Linked DNA regions of Homo sapiens: regions 2 and 3 are each linked to region 1. Evidence: read pairs that join two places in POLR2A ChIA-PET (ENCODE). Cell type or tissue: A673. All regions are shown on one strand. Region 1 overlaps SRP68 (signal recognition particle 68). Region 2 overlaps RNF157 (ring finger protein 157). Region 3 overlaps QRICH2 (glutamine rich 2).

What was found. Peaks named below come from ENCODE experiments on the same cell type or tissue, not always from the same donor. Only the 100,000 strongest peaks of a DNase experiment are listed, where the experiment ranks them.
Region 2: POLR2A ChIA-PET joins it to region 1 with 8 read pairs; 8 of 35 experiments call an interaction of 5 or more read pairs at or near these places.
Region 3: POLR2A ChIA-PET joins it to region 1 with 6 read pairs; 4 of 35 experiments call an interaction of 5 or more read pairs at or near these places.

What each region holds. Positions count from the first base shown.
Region 1 is chr17:76,062,267-76,066,266 of GRCh38, reverse strand. SRP68 (signal recognition particle 68) reads left to right here. Exons shown (of 16, transcript NM_014230.4): 4 at 2,096-2,291. Among named protein-coding and RNA genes, the nearest start is that of SRP68, 8.2 kb to the left of the region's middle. In A673, no CTCF peak of the experiment used is centred here; a DNase peak (open chromatin) is centred at 2,214.
Region 2 is chr17:76,172,542-76,176,541 of GRCh38, reverse strand. RNF157 (ring finger protein 157) reads left to right here. Exons shown (of 19, transcript NM_052916.3): 3 at 2,752-2,840. Among named protein-coding and RNA genes, the nearest start is that of FOXJ1, 33 kb to the right of the region's middle. In A673, no CTCF peak of the experiment used is centred here; a DNase peak (open chromatin) is centred at 3,801.
Region 3 is chr17:76,289,294-76,293,293 of GRCh38, reverse strand. QRICH2 (glutamine rich 2) reads left to right here. Exons shown (of 19, transcript NM_001388453.1): 4 at 1-2,279; 5 at 3,217-3,302. Among named protein-coding and RNA genes, the nearest start is that of QRICH2, 17 kb to the left of the region's middle. In A673, no CTCF peak of the experiment used is centred here; no DNase peak of the experiment used is centred here.

The DNA.
Region 1 (4,000 bases):
TTGGCCAGGCTTGTCTTGAACTCCTGACCTCAGGTGATCCACCCACCTCTTGCCTTCCAAAGTGCTGGGATTACAGACGTGAGCTACTGCGCCAGGCTGGTGTGTAAATTATTATAGAAGAGTCTTGTATTTCAGTGCTGAATACACCAGTGCTTGGCATTTGCTGAAGAATTTTTAGTCTGTCAGGCAACATGTAGTCAAGGCCCCCGGGTCTTCCTCACAGTTACGGGCCAAATTACGCTGCTGCCACCTTTTGTGTAAATGAAGTTTTATTGGAACCCAGCCACGCCCATTCACATAGGTATTGTTTAGAGCTGCTTTGTGCTACATCAGCAGAGTAGTTGTGACACACTAGATATAGAAGGAGAGGAGGCATGGTCCTTGAACCTCATTGACTTTCATCTTATTGGAAAATGTTGGTCAGTGCAAACCAGGGAATGCTACAGTAAAAGTGCAATGTTGTATATCATTTACTGTTCAGCATTCTAAAGCCTTGGAAAGGAGACTTGAGCTTGAAGGCTTTTGACAGGGAAGTCAGTAAGCCCACACAGAGGAGGCTTGACCTTGAAGGATTTGTGAGAGTGAAGAACATTCTGTGTCGGGGGAAGCAGCATGCCCTGGTATCCGTGCATGCAGTCTAGGAACTGTAAAGCTCTGGACACTTGTTAGCTGCTACTCAGGCAGTGAAAAGGTTGTGAGCTTGGTGTGTACAGTCAGAAAGCTAGAGCCTGGAGACCATAATAGGATGCAGCAGGATGTAGTGATTAAATCTCATGAGAACCAGTTGGGAGAAATCTGGACTCTCCCTTTTTTTTTTTTTTTTTTTTTTGAGACAGGGTCTCACTGTCACCCAGGCTGGAGTGTAGCAGTGGGATCATAGCTTACTGCAGCCTTGAACAACTCCTGTCTCACCCTCCTGAGTAGCTGGGACTATAGGCATGTACCACCATGCCCAGCTAACTTTTCTCTTTTTTTCTTTTGTAAAGATGGGATCTCGCTGTGCTGACCAGGCTGGTTTCAAACTCCTGGCCTCAAGTGATCCTCCCACCTCAGCCTCCCAGTGTACTGGGATTACAGACATGAGCCACTACACCGAGCCTGGACTATCTTATGATAGCAAGATCCTTTACTCTGAAGAGACAAGGTTAAGCTGAAGTTTAAGACAGATTGATCAAGGCAGTAAAGAAAGATTCACCAGTATAATAATAAAGTAGTTAACGACCTTACTGAGCACTTAGTAAGTGCCAGGTTCTGGTCTAAATGTGTTATTTGTATTACTACATGGGAGAGCGGTGCGCAGAAAGGTTAGTACTTTGCCCACAGTCACACAGCTAGTAAGCGGTGGCACTGGGATTCTGTCCCGGGCTCTGGAGCTCTTGTTTATCACCACTTTAATATACTGCCTCTTTTTTTTTTTTTTTTTTTTGAGATGGAGTCTTGCCCTGTTGCCCAAACGAGAGTATAGTGGCGTGATCTCAGCTCACTGCAACCTCCGCCTCCTCGGTTCAAGAGATACTCCTGCCTCAGCCTCCCAAGTAGCTGGGATTACAGGCGCATACCAACACACCCAGCTAATTTTTGTATTTTTAGTAGAGATGGGGTTTCACCATGTTGGCCAGGCTGATCTCGAACTCCTGACCTCAGGTGATATGCCTGGCTCAGCCTCCCAAAGTGCTGGGATTATAGGTGTGAACCACCGCACCTAGGCAATATACTGCCTCTTAAGGACTTTTCTAACTGGATTGAGATGAAGGAAGTGTTGATTCAAAAATGAGGCCAGATCGTGTGCCTAGACCGTGTCTGTTTGACAACATTCAGGAGGGGTAGGTCATGATTCTGGATTTACCGTGTTTGAGGTGGTAGAGGCTTTTCAATGAGATGTGTCTAGTAGATGATGAGAAACCTGAGATTGAGCCCAGGTTAGGAATAGAGATACTGGTTTAGAGTCATGGCTGAGAATATCAGAAGAGTTGTTTTGAGAGTGGCAAAGGCGGGAGAGTATAAAGAAAAGCCGAGAAGCCGAAGATTACACCTCAGAGAATATCTGGGTCTGTTGATGGCCTTTATTGTCTCCCCACTTCTGTCTCTGGTCTAGATACTTGCTTCTGGTTCTGATGGATGCTGAAAGAGCCTGGAGCTACGCCATGCAGCTGAAACAGGAAGCCAACACTGAACCCCGAAAACGGTTTCACTTGTTATCTCGCCTACGCAAAGCCGTGAAGCATGCAGAGGAATTGGAACGCTTGTGTGAGAGCAATCGCGTGGATGCCAAGACCAAATTAGAGGCTCAGGTTAGTACCTCAACATTCAGCTTGTTTATTGTGGAGATTAAAGACATTTTAAAAAGCTGCAGTTAAACAGAACAGAGTTTCTTAGTGTTAGAAAGTGACAGTCAGAAGAGGAAAAAAACTTTCCGAACTTGCTTTTAAGAGGAGAAGTTAGCATGTTTTGTTTATCAGCTCTTGATTTTTTTTATCCTTTTTTTAAAATTGGGCAACGCTTCATTCCATAAAATAGAATGAGTATTCCCAAGCTCTTGGTTTTTTATAACTAGCTGTAACTTTTTTTTTTTTTTTTTTCAGACAGAGTCTTGCTTTGTCGCCCAGGCTGGAGTGCAGTGGCGCGTTCTCAGCTCACTGCAACGTCTGCCTGTCAGGTTCAAGCAATTCTCCTGCCTCAGCCTCCCGAGTAGGTGGGATTATAGGCACGTGCCACCACGCCTGGCTAATTTTTTTATTTTTAGTAGAGACAGGGTTTCACTGTGTTGGCCAGGCTGGTCCCGAGCTCCTGACCTCGTGATCCACCCACCTGCCTTGACCTCCCAAAGTGCTGGGATTGCAAGCGTGAGCCACTGCACGTGGCCATCTAGCTGTAACTTTTTAAGAAAGGTCATGTTTTGATATATAGATGAAAGCTTACAATCTTGTACCTGGAAAGTTCACAAAGTAAACTTTTTTTTGGAAGTGAGTTTTTTAAAAAAGAGATGGTAGATATTGCAAGGTTTTATTCAACTTCTGATGCTTATGTTATAGCTCAGAAAATGGTTAAGTAAAATGCAGAAAACAAATTTCCTTCTTTTGAAGTTCTTTCCTGGGAAGTGAATAAATCATAATAAATTGCCTATGTATCACATTTTATTGGTTAAATACGTATTTCTCTTTAAAAATCAACCTGTGATTAATATATCTATATTCTTAGGCCGGGCGTGGTGGCTCACGCCTGTAATCCCAGCACTTTGGGAGGCCAAGGTGGGCAGATCACAAAGTCAGGAGATCGAGACCATCCTGGCTAACACGGTGAAACCCCATCTCTACTAAAAATACAAAAAATTAGCTGGGCGTAGTGGCGGACACCTGTAGTCCCAGCTACTCAGGAGGCAGAGGCAGGAGAATGGTGTGAACCCGGGAGGCGGAGCTTGCAGTGAGCTGAGATTGTGCCACTGCGCTCCAGCCTGGGGGACAGAGCAAGACTCCATCTCAAAAAAAATATATATATATATTTTATATATATATATATATATATATATATATATATATAAAATAAATATAATATATTGTATAATATACAATATATAATGTATATTATATATTATATAATGTATATTATATAATATATAATGTATATTATATAATATATAATGTATATTATATATTATATAATATATAATGTATATTATATATTATATAATGTATATTATATAATATATAATGTATATTATATAATATATAATGTATATTATATAATATATAATGTATATTATATATATATTATATATATATATCTCCATATTCTTTGTTTGGGTTTTTTGTTTGTTTTTTAGAAAGAGAGTCTCACTGTGTCCCAAGCTGGAGTGCACAGTCATGGCTCGCTGCAGTCATGAACTCCTGGGCTCATGCAGTCCTCCTGCCATGGCCTCCTGAGTAGTTGGGACTAGAGGTGCACACCACCACACCTGGCTAAATTTTTTTTTTTTTTTTTCTGAGACAGAGTCTCACTCTGT
Region 2 (4,000 bases), 110 kb before region 1:
ACTCAATAAATGGTAATTTTTGAAAGGAAGATAACTCACTAAGAAATTTCGAGAGTAATAGTAGGCAAAATCGATTTACAGAAGAATGGGAGACAACTCTAAGAGCAGAAAAAAAATTTTTTTTAATTTGCCTCTGATCCTACTGTCCCCTCCATCTTCTCTGTTATCTCTGAATTTGCAAATTTCATTTATCCTTTAGGATCCCAGATCAACTACCAACTCCTCCATGAAGCCTTCAGATTACCTCAGCCAGAAATGATCACTTCCTTTATTTTTGCCTTTTGTGGCAAAAAAATATCCATATATTTAATCTCTTTGATATTACAATTACTATGTCAGCTGCCTTATAATGCAGCTTCCTGAAAGAGCAGGGCCTTATCTTCTTGGTTTTCAATCTCTCCTTACTCCTGGCATGGAGTGTTGCATGTAGACTCTGATTGCATGAATGCAAGGCCAGCAAGGCACAAACTTTGGTGGGTAGCAGCCCACGAACAAGCTTCTCCTGAACAGATTTGCCGTTGTTGTCTTGTGCGTGTATGTGTGTGTACAGGGAGAGCCTAAAGTATAGGGGTGGATTTATAAACAATTGAACTCATTGATACCTTTCCTTAAGAGCCAAATAGCTTATGTTTCATTGCCACAGTTATCATCAAATATATTCAAAATGGAGGATAAAGAGTGCCAGGATTTTTTTTTCTTTCTTTTTATTTTTCTCTCTTTTGCGGCAGGGAGTGGCTATGGAGGAGAAAGAGTAAAGAATAAGGGAAAAGACGCATCTTTTTTTTGAAATGCAGGTAGGAGTTATGGATAACGCCCAAGTACCTGTACAAATGAAAATGATTAACTTTGCTACTCCAGAAAAAAATTTTAATCCCAAAGTCATTTATTTTGGCTTTAGAATAGACTAGCGTTTGTGTCGGATTTTCCTGCCTAATTACTTTTTGCTTAAGCTTATTTAAAAATTGTTTTAAATTCCTTTAGTATGACAGCCTAGGAAAGTTGGGGGAGGAGAAACAGGCCACAGATGGGATCTGAACTAGAATTTCAGTTTTACCATGTCAAGGCCTCCTGATGCACTGCTTGCAGGAGGGCAAAGTTGGAGTCAGCTTTGTGGAAAACTGTTTGGCAAAATAATTTTTAAAGTCTTAAAAATATGCTTACTCTTTGATCCTGTAATTCCACTTCTAGGAATTTGTCCTTAGGAAATAATCAAACAAGCATGCAGAAATATAGGGACAAGGATATTCACCACAACATTTATAGCTGCGAAAAAAAGTAAAACCAACATAAAATATTGAATAATATGGAATTGATTAAAGTATGCTATTATCTGCAATGTTATCAAAATTATGGACTTTAAAAATGTTTACCACATCTTTTTAGGTGAAAAAGAAACTGCAAAATAGTATGTTCAGTGTGAAACAGCACATAGATATAGAGGTGGACAGGATGGATGGATAGACGGACGGATGGAGATACGTATTCCATAATGTTAATTTTGGTATTGCCGAGTAGTAAAATTAGGGATAGTTTTGTACTTTTTTGTGTTTTTCAAGTTTTCTGCTTAAACATATATTACTTTGTAATTAGAAAAAACTATCATTTTTAAAAGAATGTATGGTTAATATATCAATGAAAAAGTAAATTACTGCATCATGCCCACAAAGTGAGTAATCTGAATGAAGATAATTTCTATTGAATGTAAGAGTCACATTCATACCTGTGAATTATAAGCAATTATACTGCGTACATTAAGTCAGATGCACCTTAACTATGGTTTAACTATATTGTTTCCCAAGTAAAATAACCATATTCAATAAAAACCTGTGAGGGCACAATTTGATTATAACTTGGGTGTCCTGTTTTGTGATACCACACTATGGAGGTAGACTCTTCTTGAGCCAAGAGAACCACAGTTTTGCAAAGCTGCAGAGACCAGTAGGTTTTTTGGGAATTATATGTTAAAACATTTTGATTGCCCAAATAACATTTTAAAAATACCGGGAACATTTGAAATCATTCTTGATCCTCAGAAGGCAATTCCCAGTGAAATTTTTGGCTATTTCCCCTTTCTTTATCTCATCATTATCAACAACTCAGAACTTCAAATCCAAAGGTCTAAACGGGCAAAGGGGGAAGAAGCGGATGGTAAATGATGAAGACAACCATAAACCTTTGGTGACCCCAAAATAACTCTTGGCTCACATGTTAAAGAGCTCTGCTTTATATGATCAGCTGCAGGGGAAGTTTGTTCTTTACTGTTTGCAAACTTCAGCTCTGTACACATGATGGGGCCCTCTTTTATTTGCGGTCCCTAAACTCCTGGGATACCGCATGGCCTCACCGAAGGAAAGGGCTTGCAGGTCTGGTTCCCTGTCGTCTGAGGTCAGATGGAAAAGCCTTTTGTGATTAACTCGGCCACAGTGTGTCCTTTGGTATTTGGAACTTCAGCGGTTTTTTTTTTTATTATTAATTCTCCAGGTTTTGAACACTGACCGAAATAAGCTTCATATAATGGAAAAAGAAGATAAATCTGGCTCTTTGGGCCCCAAATTGCATCCCAGTTTTCCCGCTAGCTGTGACCTTGAGCAGGTTGACTCAGTATGTCGGAGTTTCAGTTTCCTCACTTAATTAGGAGAGTTGTGCCTTCCTGCCTCACCTCTTAGGGCTATTCTTGGCAAACTGTAAAGCGAGGGACAGCTGTGGGTCTTTTTAAACACACCACCTTCTCCTGCTTTGTTTCTGACACAGTTTCCTTACGCCGCCCCACCTCCCCAAGAACCCGTGAAGACTCTGAGAAGCCTGGTCAATATCCGAAAGGACACACTGAGGCTCGTCAAGTAAGTTCCCAGAGGCTGGGGCCAGGTCCCAGGCACCTTCCTTTGGGGAGGCTGGGGGCTGGGGGACAGACTTCCCAAGGAACTCATACAGCAGTTTCCGGCAGCCCCAGAGCTTGCTTCTCTGGGCCTCAGACAGGAGTGCGGGCGCTACTTTCTGCTGAGATCAGGCCGTCCACACCCATGTTGTTCAGCACTGGATGCAATCGTCTGTGTTTGTGAAAAACTTTCGCTTGCCTAGAAATGCTTAGTATCCTTATTTTATGGATATTTTTTAAAAGGGAAGAAGAATTATTAAGGGAAAATGGGAATTTTTGCAGCTACTCCAACAAGCCAATGTAAAAATGGGAAATTTGAACTTAGAATATCAAATCCTTTATTTTATTGCTATATTTTCTTTTTCTTTTCTTTTTTTTTTTGAGACGGAGTCTCGCTCTGTCACCCAGGCTGGAGTGCAGTGGCGCAATCTCGGCTCACTGCACGCTCCATCTCCAGGGTTCACGCCATTCTCCTGCCTCAGCCTCCCGAGTAGCTGGGACTACAGGCGCCCGCCACCACGTCCGGCTAATTTTTTGTATTTTTAATAGAGACGGGGTTTCACCATGTTAGCCAGGATGGTCTCGATCTCCTGACCTCGTGATCCACCTGCCTTGGCCTCCCAAAGTGCTGGGATTACAGGCGTGAGCCACCGCGCCCAGCCTTCTTTTTCTTTTTTATTCCCTATATCATGTGTCTGTTCTCTAAGGAACTCATAGTGCACTGGGTTGGTTGCTTAATCCTCATCATCAATGTTAATTATCGTCATTTGCCTTCTTGGTGCCATCCTTGAGACAGTGTAATTTTTAGTCTGATACATTCCCACTGCCCGCCACCCCTAGATGATATGTCTACCAAGGCTGTCTGATTCTCTGGTGAAAAAATTTGGTTAGGGCAAATCAAGGTCCCAGATTTTTCTGAATAGGCAAGGAAGATGACTCAGAGACCATCTCATGCTTGTATAGAACAGCCTTATTAGCATTACAATGTTTCTGTCTGATATATATATATATATATTTGAGACAGAGTCTCGCCTTTTTTTTTTTTTTTTTTTTTTTTTTGAGATGGAGTTTTGCTCTTGTTGCCCAGGCTGGAGTGCAATGGCACGATCTCGGCTCACTGCGATC
Region 3 (4,000 bases), 230 kb before region 1:
TGGCACAGACCAACGCAGTATGGAACCACTTGGCATGGATCAGCGTGGATGTGTAATATCAGGCATGGGTCAGCAAGGACTAGTACCCCCTGGTATAGACCAGCAAGGATTGACATTGCCTGTCGTCGATCAACATGGCCTGGTTCTACCTTTTACAGACCAGCATGGTTTGGTATCACCTGGTTTGATGCCAATTAGTGCAGATCAGCAAGGTTTTGTGCAGCCCAGTTTGGAAGCAACTGGCTTCATACAACCTGGCACAGAGCAGCATGATTTGATCCAGTCTGGCAGATTTCAGCGTGCTTTGGTGCAGCGTGGTGCATATCAGCCTGGCTTGGTCCAACCTGGTGCAGATCAGCGTGGTTTGGTCCGGCCTGGAATGGATCAGTCTGGTTTGGCCCAACCTGGTGCAGATCAGCGTGGTTTGGTCTGGCCTGGAATGGATCAGTCTGGTTTGGCCCAACCTGGTAGAGATCAGCATGGTTTGATCCAGCCTGGCACAGGTCAGCATGATTTGGTCCAATCTGGCACAGGTCAGGGTGTCTTGGTACAGCCTGGTGTAGATCAGCCTGGCATGGTCCAACCTGGCAGATTTCAGCGTGCTTTGGTGCAGCCTGGTGCATATCAGCCTGGCTTGGTCCAACCTGGTGCAGATCAGATTGATGTGGTGCAACCTGGTGCAGATCAGCATGGTTTGGTACAATCTGGTGCAGATCAGAGTGATTTGGCTCAACCTGGTGCAGTTCAGCATGGTTTGGTCCAACCTGGAGTAGATCAGCGTGGTTTGGCACAACCTCGTGCAGATCATCAGCGTGGTTTGGTCCCACCTGGTGCAGATCAGCGTGGTTTGGTCCAACCTGGTGCAGATCAGCATGGTTTGGTCCAACCTGGAGTGGATCAGCATGGTTTGGCACAACCTGGTGAAGTTCAGCGTAGTTTGGTGCAACCTGGTATAGTTCAGCGTGGTTTGGTGCAACCTGGTGCAGTTCAGCGTGGTTTGGTGCAACCTGGTGCAGTTCAGCGTGGTTTGGTCCAACCTGGAGTGGATCAGCGTGGTTTGGTTCAACCTGGTGCAGTTCAGCGTGGTTTGGTCCAACCTGGTGCAGTTCAGCATGGTTTGGTCCAACCTGGTGCAGATCAGCGTGGTTTGGTCCAACCTGGAGTGGATCAGCGTGGTTTGGTGCAACCTGGAGTGGATCAGCGTGGTTTGGTCCAACCTGGAATGGACCAGCGTGGTTTGATCCAACCTGGTGCAGATCAGCCTGGTTTGGTCCAGCCTGGTGCAGGTCAGCTGGGTATGGTGCAGCCTGGAATAGGTCAGCAAGGTATGGTGCAACCTCAGGCAGATCCACATGGCCTGGTACAACCTGGTGCCTATCCTCTTGGTTTGGTACAACCTGGTGCATATTTGCATGATTTATCTCAATCTGGGACATATCCACGTGGTCTGGTGCAGCCAGGAATGGATCAGTATGGTTTGAGACAACCTGGTGCATATCAGCCAGGCTTGATAGCACCAGGCACAAAGCTTCGTGGCTCTTCAACATTCCAGGCAGATTCTACAGGTTTTATATCAGTACGTCCATATCAACATGGTATGGTACCTCCTGGCAGAGAACAATACGGCCAGGTGTCACCACTCCTAGCCAGTCAAGGTTTGGCATCACCTGGTATAGATCGAAGGAGTTTGGTACCACCAGAAACTTATCAGCAAGGTTTGATGCATCCTGGCACAGACCAGCACAGCCCAATACCACTGAGTACAGGTTTGGGATCTACACACCCAGATCAACAGCATGTGGCATCACCTGGCCCAGGTGAGCATGACCAGGTATACCCAGATGCAGCTCAGCATGGCCATGCTTTCTCTCTCTTTGACAGTCATGATTCAATGTATCCTGGTTATCGTGGCCCAGGGTATCTAAGTGCTGATCAGCATGGCCAGGAAGGTTTGGATCCAAATAGAACACGAGCCTCGGACCGACATGGAATTCCTGCCCAGAAGGCCCCAGGCCAAGATGTCACTCTTTTCAGGAGTCCAGACTCCGTCGACCGAGTCTTATCAGAAGGGAGCGAAGTCTCGAGTGAAGTCCTGAGTGAGCGACGCAATTCACTGCGTAGAATGAGTTCTAGTTTCCCCACGGCAGTGGAGACATTTCATCTGATGGGAGAGCTCAGTAGCCTCTATGTGGGGCTAAAGGAGAGTATGAAGGATCTGGATGAGGAGCAGGCCGGCCAAACCGACTTGGAGAAGATCCAGTTCCTGCTGGCACAGATGGGTGGGTGCCGCTTGCCGATAGAGGAGAAACCATTGTCTCTGTTTTCAGTTGGTTTCATCCTTTTCTTCCCCTGGCCTCAACTCCTGGCTGCTACACATCTCCCTGAGTCCCTGAAAACAGCATGTCATTCAGAGCATGTCCCACAGCCTTCAGAGTCCAAAAAAATGGGTGGGCAAAGGAGAGAACTAAGCCCCAGGAGAGGAGTGGAGCGGGTTCTTGTGGCTTTGTCAGGCTCTCTGCACAGCAGTGGGGGAAAGTGTCTGGTTATAGAGAGCAGTAGCATTGGGAGGTGGGCGGGAGAGAATGTTGAAGAATTAAACTTAACATTTTGACTGGGAGCAATGGCTCACACCTGTAATCCCAGCACCTTGGGAAGCAGAGCTGGGTGGATAGCTTGAGGCCGAGTTCGAGACCAGCCTAGGCAATGTGGCAAAACTCTATCTCTACCAAAAAAAACAAAAAAAAAATTAGCCAGGCGTGGTGGCACACACCTGTAGTCCCAGCTACTTGGGAAGCTGAGGTGGGAAGATTGTTGGAGCCAGGGAGGCAGAGGTTGCAGTGAGCTGTGATGGATCACTGCACTCCAGCCTGGGTGACAGAGCAAGACCCTGTCTCAAACAAAACAAAACTTAACATTTGCCTGTTCCCAACTCCAAGCCCAGAGAGTAATTAAGATTTTTTGCAGTGGTTGGAATTCGGGAGTCAGTTGTCCCAAAGCCCTTTAGGATGTCAGGCATTAGGTGGATGTTTCATGGGCTAAGGACAGCTCTCTCTCCCTTCTTCCCACCTCCCTTTCCCAGTCACCAGGAGACACAGGATAAAGTAATAGGTCCTGCTGTCCTCTAGGGTAGCTTCAGTGTTACAGGGGCTGGAAATGGAGATTGGGAGCCCACTAGAGATCTAACCCCTCTGATCATAAGGCTTCTGCTTTCCATAGTCAAAAGGACCATACCTCCTGAACTGCAGGAGCAGCTGAAGACCGTAAAGACGCTAGCCAAAGAAGTTTGGCAGGAGAAAGCAAAAGTAAGGAAGAGTCAACCCACTTTGTCTTTTTTTTTTTTTTGAGATGGAGTTTTGCTCTTGTCGCCCTGGCTGGAGTGCAGTGGCACCATCTCAGCTCACTCAACCTCCACCTCCCAGGTTCAAGCGATTCTCATGCCTCAGCCTCCCGAGTAGCTGGGATTACAGGCATGTGCCACCATGCCCGGCTAATTTTGTATTATTATTTGTATTATTATTAGTAGAGATGGGGTTTCTCCATGTTGGTCAGCCTGGTCTTGAACTCCCAACCTCAGATGATCTGCCTACCTTGACCTCCCAAAGTGCTGGGATTACAGGCGTGAGCCACCGTGCCCAGCCCCCACTTTGTCTTTTAATGCTAATAATAGCACTTTCCATTTGTATTTTACGGATTAAATAGCTCTTTCTTTTACATTATTATCTAATTGGATCTTTGCAATCTTATCAGATAGGAACTGCACCTTGGGTATCATCGTGTTCATTTCCTGGATCTAAAACCTGATGCTCAGGCTGGGCACGCTGGCTCATGCCTATAATCCCAGCACTTTGGGAGGCCAAGGCAGGAGGATCACTTGAGCCCGGGAGCTCGAGACCAGCCTGGGCAACATAGCAAGGACTTATCTCTACAAAAAATTTAAAAATTAGCCAGACATGGTGGTGCATGCCTGTAGTCTCAGCTACTTGGGAGGCTGAGGCAGGAG